2 separate regions of the Homo sapiens genome follow, and region 2 is linked to region 1. Evidence: chromatin contacts called from ENCODE Hi-C data. All regions are on one chromosome and are shown on one strand. Each heading gives the region's core, a stretch centred on a gene start or an enhancer-like site at or near the end of the contact. The rest is flanking DNA. Distances are from core to core; before and after follow the strand shown.

Region 1 (5,780 bases), core at 1,449-3,948:
TTCATGAGGAAAAAATCAATTCCTGTTTGAGGCCATTGGCCGTGTGGAGTTTGTACATGCTCTTCCCATGTTCATAGGGGTTTTCTCCAGGTACTCTGGTTTCCTCCCACATGCCAAAGATGTGTATGTTAGGTTCACTGGTGTGTCTACATGGTCCCAGTAGACAATGAGTGTGTGTGAGTGCTTCCTGTGATGAAATAGTGTCTGGTCTAGAGCTGGTTTCCACCTTGTACCATGAGCTGCCAGGATAGGCTCCGGGCACCCACAGCCCTGAGCTGGAATAAGTGTGTCAGAAAATGAATGAATACAAATCATTGTAAAATAAAAATGGGTAAACTTTACAATAATCATACAAATGAATGACAATAAACGATTTGGTATGAAAGGGCTCAGTGAGCTGCCATATTTGTGATTGTTTTTGACCTGGGTGGTGGTAGGAGGTGCTCCTTCCAATTTTCACTTTGCAAACATTTATTCCTTGATTTAGCCCACCACCACTATGACCGAGGTCACTCGCTGATACACCAAAACTTGGATAATTATCTCACCTGTTTTTATTAATCTTTCTCAAATATATGTATAGCACACAATTATTTCAACATTTAATATTAAAAGTACTTTGAGTCTTTCTTTAGAAGTTCGGTGGTGTTTGTGTGACCAAAATATGCCACTGAAACAATTCTTATTTATATCAAGTAGCCTATGGTAGAGTTAGTTTAGTTATACACTGTTTTCCCTAAAGTCACAGTTTCCAAGAGCCTATCTAGACATTAAGTGAGGACTTACTATATAAGTAACAGAAGGTTGTATGTATGTAGAAGTGGAAGAAGCCCTGGTTGTGGCTGTGATCATCCAAAGGAGTAGGTAGAAGAAGAAAAGGGGTCAAGGATGGAACACCAACACTGAAGAGGAAAGGAGATGATTCTATAGATTTCATATAATAACGAATGAATTTCAGTGACTATTATGTAACAACGAATGAGTACTTGAGAATAGGAAAGAGGGAAGGGAAAGGTAAACACATGGAGAATTAGGAGAAAATCTGTCACAAAATAGAGGCTGAACAGCTCCCCCAGAACACACATATAGTAAGGTGTGGAAGTATAATAAAACCCAGGCAGTTTAACTTCAAAGACAGAGTTCTTAGCCACTGTGCGTACTGTCACTCTTAAACAGAGGACAAAGAAGTTACTCAAACAAGGTCCCAGGAGAGACAGAAAGAGGAGCATTTAAGTATAATTACAAAGATTATCTAAGAGGGAAATAAATAAGGATGGTATAAAGTTTCAGACTGCTAGCAGGAAGTTGAGGGACTACTTCTCAGTCTCTTTCTCAATATTATTTTCCTAGACTCATCGCTGAATATAAAAATTCCCTTCTCAGGTTCGTTTTCCACATAGTTTCAAGGGGAAAAAGAACCTCTGGCTATAGTCGACCTTCACATGAGTGAGATTTTATTTCTGTCCAAGGTTAATCTGGGTAGTTAGCTCCCTTATCTGAAACTTACCAAAAAGTTTAAGTTGATGACATCCAAATCTAACCTCAAATCTCTTATTGCCAATGTTTTAGCGTAAGAAAATAAGTTAGATTTCTACGTATTAACATGGGAATACGTTCAACTTATACCATTAAAGTGAAAAAACTGGACGTTTTGATCCGATTTCTGAAAATAATAGGTATTACCTCTAGCGTCGAAAACATCTGGAATAATATACTTCAATCTATTAACAGGGGTCATCTCTGGCGGATGTGGTTACAGGCATCTTTCACTCTATAATTTAAATTTTTATGACCGTGTAGTAAACGGGGAAAATAAGATTTTGTTCCTGTTAGAAGCAGATATCCTGTCTTCTCTGCTTGACTGAGTTCCTTAACAGCGGGTCATATTCACTGGTATATACCTATAGCACATAGCTGGGCTCACTAAGATTCTACAACAAACGAATGAATTAATCAATGATTAGGAGTTTTGAGCATCTCAAATAACCGTTGAAGGAAACATATACACACAAATGCATGCATTTTCCCGTTAACGCGCAATGGAGATGTAAGCTGTAAGGGGCCTTGGAAGGCAGTTATTTCGACGTCCCTGCCTACGTTACGATTTTAAAAGCCCGATTACGATTACAAGTGTCCCGAGGGGATGAAAGTACAGCTTTCTTTAGTAGTCCCTGCTAACACTAATTTACCCTTGCCATGGGAGAACTCAGAAGCTGAGTTCAGAATTGGAGTCGGCCCTGGTCGGAGGTGGCGTGTGTTTCGGGGGAAATGAATTCCGCCAGCTCCGAGCAGCGGTTGGGACCGTTACTCACCATTTCTCAGGACGCCAAGCTGGGGCTGGCGGAGCACCGAATTGAAGAGCATCAGGGTCGGAGGAAAAGCCTCAGCTGAGAGAAAAGTCGTAGAAATGCCTCCAAGTTCAGCAGAAATCGCAGCTTGCGCCTCTCACAACACAAATCGTTATCGCCTCCAACTCCCGCCACTGTAAGCCCCGGCCGCCAAACTCCGCGCCAAACTGACGTCACGCTCTCTGATTGGCTTCCGAGCGACGTCCGGGCGCCTCAGAGTCATTTCCCCCTTCGGATCCCCGCCTCCTTTTCTCCCAGCCGCGGGAACCTGGAGTCCAAGAGCTCCTTGAGCGCCTGCGCAGGGGGTAGCAGAGGCGCGGACAAACCGCGGGGTGACCAGGGCGCATGCGTAACAGGGCTTGACAGCGCGCGGAAGAAAAACCAGCAAGAAGGCGGCGGGGGAAGATGGCGGTCCTGGGGTAGAGTTTGCAAGCTTTCTGACTAGGCTAGTCGAGTAACTATTCGGGTCATGGCGTCAAACTCAACTAAGTCTTTCCTGGCAGATGCCGGCTATGGCGAACAGGAACTGGATGCCAACTCTGCCCTTATGGAATTGGACAAAGGTATTCGAAAGAGAGGGCTGAATGGGTGAAACAGGCGTGGGGGGAAGTGGCGCCACCAGGTGGTGGTTGCTTTGGGAGAAGACGGATAGGCGCATGCGCATGTCTTCGCTGGGCGGGGAGCGCCTGTGCTTTTGCTGGGGCGTGGGCTTTGACCCCTTCGGGAGGTTGCGGGAAATTTGCAGGATTGTGTGACTGGCCTTATACCGGCTAAACAAGTAGCGAGCTCTAGTGAGAGGCCCGTTTTGACCACTTGAGGGAGCAGTCCCCCGATTTTCTAAGCAGTGACAGTGGCTAGTTTCTAAGAGACACTGCAAAGAAATTGTGAAATTGGTTTTCAGTCTGTTCAGTTGAGACCAGGTCTTCATGAAATGTGCTGAATAGTAATCTTGCACCGACTTGACAGCGATTCATTTGATTTCCATAGCTCTGTTACCTGCGGGTTACAAGGCAGGCTAAACCTGGCCAAGACCATAAAAAAGCAAGGGCCCTGCTCATTCTCTGCGGACAAGTTCCAGGAGTTCTGTTGCCGTACAGGGAGCAGCTTGGTGTAGAGGGAGCTTTGGGGTTACACTGAGTTAAGTTTCAATGCCGCTGATTTTATGATTAACTTCATCTAGCCTCGGCTTGTCGTCTGCAAAGTGGGTACAGTACCATTGAGCCGGCAGAATTGTATTAAGTGACTTAATGGTATGCAAAAGAAGCATTTAGTAAATGCTGAAGAGATATACCTCCCTTCTTAGATGTGGATATGGGAGGCAAGGTCGGAAATTTGTTAGTAAAGAACTCGACTAGTAATATGAAACCTTTATTTCATATTGAGGATTTTTATTGTACGGGAAACATTTCGGCAGCTGGTATACAATTAAATCTTGATTAATCGTAGCCAATATATAATGTTGGAGAACTGGACTAGAACTCAGAAGGGTTTGAGCCACTTCCCAGTTTTCTGAGTTGGACATGTCTATTAACTTTTTTGGGACTCTTTTTCTGTTTATTTTTTAAACTGTGAATATTTTTAGTGGGTTAGTCTAAATAAGAGTTTCTCAGGCTCTTAAAAAAGCTTTTACCTTATTTTGATAAACACAAAAATTTCACAGCCCCCTAATGGGATATTCCTTTGGTTGAGTCTCAGTATCTTTAGTGCACCCCCATCAACCAAGAAAATTATGTTGAACTTTTCCTTCTCTTACCAAATCTTTAGGGGTTTTCTCCTCTGAAAAAAAAAAGTATAATACTAAATGTGTTTTTCTCTTTTTTTTTGGAGACAGAGTGTTGCTCTGTTGCCCAGGCTAGAGTGCAGTGGCGCCATCTCGGCTCACTGCAACCTCCGCCTCCCGAGTTCAAACGGTTCTCCTGCCTCAGCCTCCCGAGTAGCTGGAATTACAGGCGCCCGCCACCACGCCCGGCTAATTTTTGTATTTTTAGTATAGACGGGGTTTCACCATGTTGGCCAGGCTGGTCTCCAACTCCTGACCTCAGGTGATCCGTCCGCCTCGGCCTTCCAAAGTGCTGGGATTTACAGGCATGAGCCACCGCGCCCGGCCTTAAATGTGTTTTTCAAACACTTTCCTCCTCATTCTGATACATTTCTTTCTTATTCCTCAGTGAAAGTTACAGGTCAGGATAATATCTAATATCCCTACGAGTTCTAAGGACATTTTCTACCATTCTGGTGCAGCTGAGCTTGTCTCATGCTGACAATAGGATAGTGGTTGTGGAACAGGGATAAAGATGGGGCACTGAAGAGGAGTCTAGAATGGTTTAATTCCTCAAATTTTGCAGTTGTAAGAAAAAAACCACAATTTTTCCTTTTTAAAGAAGAGTTGAAATGAAAATATTTTATATCTATAGGAAAGAAATCAGGTGTCAATCTTAGACACAGAGTAAGTGATCATTTGCACTCCTCCCAGCAATGCCTGGCGTGAGTGTTTTACAGGTGAATCTCAGGCTCAGAAAGATGACTTGTTCTTTTTCATCTCATCTGTAGTAACTTTTAAAGCTGTTAGGAAATTAAGTTATAGAAATAGCCAGTTTCGTGTAGAATATAGTTGAGTATTTTAAATATTGAGTCATTTCATCTTGTACCTGTTAAAGTATTTCTGTTTTGTGAGCTAAAGGTCAGAAGGCTACAAGTTCCAACTCTTTTTTTCGTTCCCAAACTCCAAGGAATACTGTTTCTGAAATATCTCCCCCACCTCAGCATACACACTCAGACACATGACTTATTTGATCGGGCTTTGTACTAGGAACATGGCAGTTAATGAGACAAAACTCCTGCCCCTATAGAGCTTACATTCTAGACAGCAGATGCAGACACTCCGCAAATATAGCAAACGTGACAGTTAGTGATACATATTATAAAGGAAAATGAAGCAATGAAAGGGACTGGAGAAAACTGATCTGGGGCTGGAGTTGATTTCTTATTTTATGAAGTATAGGCAAGAAAGACCTCCTCAATCAAGTGGAAGAACAGCAAGTACAAAGGCCCTGAGGTAGAAGCCTCCTTTGCATGCAGTTATCTGGAGCAAAGTAATAGGCAATGAGTATAGAAAGATAACCAGAGTCAGTCGGGCGTGGTGGTTCACGCCTGTAATCCCCGCACTTTGGGAAGCTGAGGCGGGCGGATCACGAAGTCAGGAGATCGAGACCATCCTGGCTAACATGGTGAAACCCTGTCTCTACTAAACAAAATACAAAAAATTAGCCAGGCGTGGTGGTGGGCACCTGTAGTTCCAGCTACTTGGGAGGCTGAGGCAGGAGAATGGCGTGAACCTGGGAGGCGGGGCTTCCAGTGAGCCGAGATCACACCACTGCACTCCAGTCTGGGCAACAGAGCAAGACTGTCTCGAAAAAAAAAAAAGAAAGATAA
Region 2 (5,780 bases), core at 1,445-3,944, 2.2 Mb before region 1:
GTCATTCATTTATCTTAAGCAGTATTGTTTATGTTAAACTTCTGGCAAAAGAAAGGATAAGGGGTAGCTTTCTTTTGGGTGTGTGGAGCTGGGGCAGGCAGCAGATTTTGACCTGTAAGTATGAACATTTCCAGAATTCTACTCCTATACTTTGAGGCCCTATGGAGGAAAATACACGTTCCCCTCATACATCTGGACAGACTGATTTGTCCTAAGTCATATACAAATTGCTGACAGAGGAACTGATGCTGAATCTATCAGATGACCTAACCACTAATAGTAAATGATTCAGATTTAATAGAAATCATGAAGTAGGGTACAAGGATATTTCTAATTGCATAAGTATCATGGATATTATTTCTTTTGTATTATTTTAATTGACTTCAAATAATTCTTTGGGGAGAGAGAGGAAATAAACTACGGGTATTGACATAAGGTCAGGGAAATCAAACAGAGAAGTGGTTTGCAAGTTGTAATAACACCCCATTGCAAGTTGCAGCCCTGGTGAGGGACCCAAGGCAACAGTGAGTAACACTAATAAATGTCAATCAGAAAAATTTAACAACAAAAGAGGCAGCAAACTGTCACATATGGCAGAATAATCCAGGCTGAATGCTTTGTGAACTTGCATCTGACCATCCATTAATGTTCTAAGGTTGGGGGTATGCGTAGTAGATACAATTAGGAGACTTAAAGCTAAAGAGAAGCATCTCTCAGTTCTTCTCATCCCTTCTAAATCCAGAGGGATTTGATCTTTCATTCACTGGGGGCCAGGGCTGGCAACTACCCATATAAAGTAAGCACCTACTATGTGCCTGGCATCCATGGTCTTAGGCGATGGCTTCCAGGAATTGCCAGGATCCCTGATGGAGGCTCCTTCTGTGCTGCCTGACCTGCTTTGCTCCTGCCACTGCAGACACCCACGCTGCTGCAGACTCCGAGCCACAGCAAGGCTCAGAAGATCAAGGGACCAGTCACAGCAGCCTTTTTAACTTTGGGAAAACCCAATGCTCACTTCACTCAAACGTTGCAAAGTGGTGCCATGACCCTTTAGCTCTTGGCTCACCAATTCAAAGAGCCACATCACATACAGCCCTTAAGCTGCCCACGGCATGATTCCGTGTCTAGTTCCTTTCCAGGTCCCCCCAAGCGGAAGACAGTTCTGGCAGGGAGTCTGGGCAAGATTACTACAATATTTAGCCTTTGTCCCTTCTTTTGCTACGTCTTATTGTAGAATGAGGCACACAGGTCTGAGAGATTGAGTATGCTGGACTTGAGACCTGTACTCAAAAGGTCCCTGCAGGACCGCAGGTCAGCTTAATCCAGCCCAGGAATCTCCATTTCAAAGATGAAGAAACTGAGGTTCAAAGAAAGCAAATCATGGTCTCTACTCAGAGTACTGGAAGGCCTGATATAAACTTAACCCCAATGCCATGCCTCCTGCCTTAGTAAATTTACTGAGCACCTAACCAGTGAGAAATAGGCAGAAGTGAATAAGGCCAGATTTCACTCCCTTCACTACTGGTGTGAATGGATAAAGGTAACTCCACTTTCTCTCTGGGCTTTAGTTTTCTCATCCATTAAGTGAAAGACAAGACTGAATTGGTGATTTCTAATGTGCCTTTAAGCTCTGAAACTCTCATAAGAGTTGAGGATATAATTATGTGTTGGTGTGTGCAAATGTATATGCATCATATATACAAACACAGACACATATATACATATGGTATCTTACAATTAAATACCATTAGCAACCACACATCTTGCCCAATCCCTTCCTGCGACCATGTTTTCCTAATCCCAAACCGAAACTGGACACTGCAACTCATCGTCGCAGCACCTCAGAATCCAGGGGGTGTGGTCAGTGCCCACTGGCGTCCCTCCAAACACCCATGTAAGCGTACTTTAACATGTAAGCGTACTTTACAAGACATATACTAAGTCATTAAATTCCTTGGAAGAAACGGCCAATCTGAGGCAGGGCTGGACTGTGGGTAACAGAACACACCGCAGGAAGCATAAGTTAAAGGTGACAGCCCGTGGCTGCCCAAATTTGGGGCTCCGCTGCCAATGCACCGGGAGGGCAGTGAGTGCCCAGGCTTGGAACAAGCCTGGCTCGGAGCCCACATTTGAGGGCAGGAACCTGCACGCCCGGGTTTGCGCATCCAGCGTGAGCAACTCTGAAAACGTGCAGTGCAGGGCGTGCAGCGGGGCACCGGTCCTGTTTCCTCTCGCACGTGGCGCCTGGCGTGGGGCTGCAGCGCGGGGCCGCAGCGCGGGGCCTCCTCCCCTCCCCGCCCCCCACCCCGCCCCAAGGGCCGGCGCTAGGACCCCGCGAGCCGCACGCACTTCCTGGCGCCGCCGTCCAAGCCTCCCGCTCGGCGCCCCCGGCTCCCGCCCGCCGCCGCCGCCGCCGCCGCCCTACCTGGTGAAGCAGTACTCGCAGTGGTTGCCCCGCTCGTTGACCGTGAGCACGTAGGCATAGGCCGGGCAGGAGAACAGCAAGTCCCCCACCTGGAAGGGCTGCAGAGCCCGCAGCCCCCGGCCTTTGCCCGGGCTGCAGAAGCGCTCCAGGCCGCCGAGGCCCTCGGCCCTCATGGTGGCGGCGGGGCGCGGCCGCCGGCTGTGCCCGAGCTGCGGCTCCCGGCGAGCTGTTATTGGAGACGCGTCACCTAGAGCTGCGGGGGGCGGGGTGGGAGCCGCCCGGCGGACGCGGCGGCGGCTCCCCGCTCCCCGGAAGGGAGGGCGGCCCCGCCCGGGCCTCGCGCGCCCCCGCGGGGAGGGGGACGGGCCCGGCGGCCCCGCCTAGCGCCGCGACCCTCGGCGGCCGCCCCGCGCGCGCTCCGGGCCGTTTCCGGTGTGGCCGCGACAAAGAGCCGCAGCCCCTGTGGCTTCTGCGAGGAGGCGTGAGGCGTGTGCGCCTCCGCGGCGTCTCCACGGAGCGAGCGGGACGCGCCCTCCTCCTCGGTGGGAGGGAGGGGGGTCACCTGCGGGGACCAGGTATCCGAGGGCCACCCCTAGACAGTCAGCCTGGCCCGAAGGATGACCAGCCCCCGGTAAATAGAAGGGGGCGAAGCCAGCTCCGAAACCTTACGTTCGCTGTCCCTTGTAAAGACCCTAGAGGCAGTGATCGGGGAACGCCAAGGAGAAAGCGGCAGAGGGGAAACCACAGTAGAGAAGTTTGGTGTGCAGAGGGTTGAAGTGTGCTTTTCCAAGGTTAGAGGTTTTTAAACCTTGTGGCTTTAATGGGAACGTAGTTTGCCCTCTGCTCCTCTAGTGGAATTACATGGACGGAAGAGGAAATGCATTGGCCGGCCCAGCTCACCGAGTCTCTGAGGCATGCTGCGAACGTTGCAGAGGAAGCCAGAGAGAACCTTGCCTTCAAGGAATTTAGGCTGTTGGGGGATAATGCGATGCTGTGGCCAGTGTCCAGGACACTGCGCTAGAGTTTGCAGTAGTTTTAATATGCTTGACCACCCACGAACTGTGATCTTAGAAAAGTCACTTGGGTTAGGAGTCAAAGGATTTAAAGCCCACAAAGCCTGAAACGTAAATCCTATACACATGCACGCTATTACTTTTCATATGAGAAAGGAAAATATAATCCGTGTTCCACATGATTATGTAAAGACTGGAATTGATGTACATGCAGTAAAGACTAAAATTGTGACGAGATCATTTAGCAGAAACCACTACTTCAAAATAGGACCTCAAACAGTTACCTGTGTAAGTTCAGGACTGGTTGAGCAAAGGGAAAGGATTAATATGATTGGAGATGTAAAATCAGTGGAATTTTTGGCATTTCAGTAAAATGTCTTTATCAGCTGGGTGTGGTGGCTCAGCCCTGTAATCCCAACACTGTGGGAGGCCAAGGTGGGAGGATCATTTGAGCCCAGGAATTGGAGAGTTGGAGACCAGCTTGGGCAACATAAAGACCCCGTCTCTATGGGAAATTAACCACCTCTCAAGTGGTGCTGAGGTGGGAGGATAGCTTGAGCCTGGGAAGTCAAGGTTGCAGTGAGCTGTGGTGACTCCATTATACTCCAGCCTGGGTGACAGAGCAGGACCTTGTCTCAAAAGAAAACAAAAAAGCCCTTATTAGTGGCAAACTAAATAAGCCTCTAACCCGTCTTCAAGTAAAGGAAGTTATGATAGTATTTTCATTTATGCATTTTAAGAAACTTCGACTGACTATGGCCAGCAACTGGGATAGAAAGATGGACATCAGCCGGCTGTGGTGGCTCACGCCTGTAATCCCAGCACTTTGGGAGGCCGAGGTAGGCGGATCACCTGAGGTCGAGAGTTCAAGACCAGCCTGACCAACATGGAGAAACCTCATCTCTACTAAAAATACAAAATTAGCCAGGTGTGGTGGTGCATGCCTGTAATCCCAGCTACTCGGGAGGCTGAGGCAGGAGAATCGCTTGAACCTGGGAGGTGGAGGTTGCTGTGAGCCAAAATCGCACCATTGCACTCCAGCCTGCGCAAGAAGAGCGAAACTCTGTCTCAAAAAAAAAAAAAAAAAAAAAGTGGACAAAATGTAGTCCTAGGTCCTTGCATTTGGCACATTCAAGTTTGATAATACCATTAGTTATTGAGTATTGTTGACCAGGCATCGTGCTCCATCATTAAACACATTATCTGGTTTATCTTTACAACAGGCTAATGAGTTAGGTATTATGCCCCTCATTGCCAAAATTAGGAAGGAAACTAAGACCCAGAAGGAATGATTTTCAAGGCCACACAATAAATTGCAGAATTTGGTTTCCAAGTCAGTCTGAATTCAAGGTCCATGTTCCTAACCACAGTGTTTTGCTGCAAACAAACACAGTTCACTGGGATAAGTGCAGTTATGGTGGCTTGTACAAAATGTTCTGTGGTAGTACAGGCAGGGAGTGACAGCTTTAGCCTGCTAAACAGTCAAGACAGGCATCACATTCAAGTAACGTTAGAGCTGAGCCTGAAGGATGGACAGGATTTTGCAAGTGGAGGTGGGGAGAAGAGTTTTCTGGGCAGAGAGAACTGCGTACAAAGACAGAAGACCCTGAAAGCACAGAGCTTGTAGTTGGGGGCCCCTGAGCATCTGGAAGAGAGGACAGGAAATGAGGCAGGAACAGCTGAAGAGCATCTTCTCCAGAGGTGAGTTCTGCCCCAGAGGCCATGGGAGAGCCAGTTAAAGCGTTTAAGTGAGGGGTGGCACATTGAGTCCAGTGTTTTAGACTGATCTGCCAGCAGCATTGTGGGTTGGCTGGGGTGCCAACATTCAGCACTTCATAACTGTTTACATGTATATAAACAGCCTTGGCATGTGAGACCACTGACAGTTTGCATTTGTCTGTGTGATGACCTGATTAGTGTTTACATCCTCCACCAGACTGTACAAGCTCCATGAGGGCAGGGAATGAGTCTGTTTTTGTTACCCTTACATCACCAGCTCTTATCACTACTCCTGGAACACAGAGAGAATGGAAAAAATATTTAAAGGTTGAATAAACGTCATGGAATCTCATTCTGATTTCTGGGGGCTCTAACCAGCAAAAAGATGAAAAGACTGACGTAGAAGTAAACAATTACAATACAGTAGACAGTTTACTGTTTCAATGATTAATTGTGCAAAGTAATCTACCTGTTTACTTTTTTTATTGCAAGTAACTTTTTCCACTTTAATTGGGAAAGATTTCCACAGCTGAGAAAAAAGCAATTACATAGCTACCGAATTATCTTTCCAGATGAGTGCTGGCTTATTCTTGAGGGTGGAGGTGACTGTGATTTGAGAACAC

Evidence for each region. Hi-C counts contacts between places; a loop is a spot of excess contacts on that map. Pooled maps may share reads with other maps.
Region 2: a map of CD4-positive, alpha-beta memory T cell shows a loop between it and region 1 (8-fold over the local background). The contact joins the promoter of SMYD2 here to the promoter of INTS7 in region 1. A Hi-C loop is called at or near these places in 2 of 168 maps with a recorded cell type or tissue (CD4-positive, alpha-beta memory T cell and naive thymus-derived CD4-positive, alpha-beta T cell) and 8 of 50 pooled maps.

Annotation. Positions count from the first base shown.
Region 1 is chr1:212,032,475-212,038,254 of GRCh38, reverse strand. INTS7 (integrator complex subunit 7) reads left to right here and starts at 2,698. Exons shown (of 20, transcript NM_015434.4): 1 at 2,698-2,911. The coding sequence starts at 2,818. DTL (denticleless E3 ubiquitin protein ligase adapter) reads right to left here and starts at 2,507. Exons shown (of 15, transcript NM_016448.4): 1 at 2,313-2,507. The coding sequence starts at 2,364. RefSeq lists enhancers at 1,688-2,222, 2,238-2,477, 2,223-2,759, 2,638-2,847.
Region 2 is chr1:214,278,073-214,283,852 of GRCh38, reverse strand. It overlaps SMYD2 (SET and MYND domain containing 2), which reads right to left and starts at 2,694. Exons shown (of 12, transcript NM_020197.3): 1 at 2,426-2,694. The coding sequence starts at 2,598. It overlaps LOC124904509 (a long non-coding RNA gene), which reads left to right and starts at 2,817. Exons shown (of 2, transcript XR_007066876.1): 1 at 2,817-5,139. RefSeq lists silencers at 2,275-2,434, 2,465-2,584, 2,605-2,894 and an enhancer at 3,174-3,739.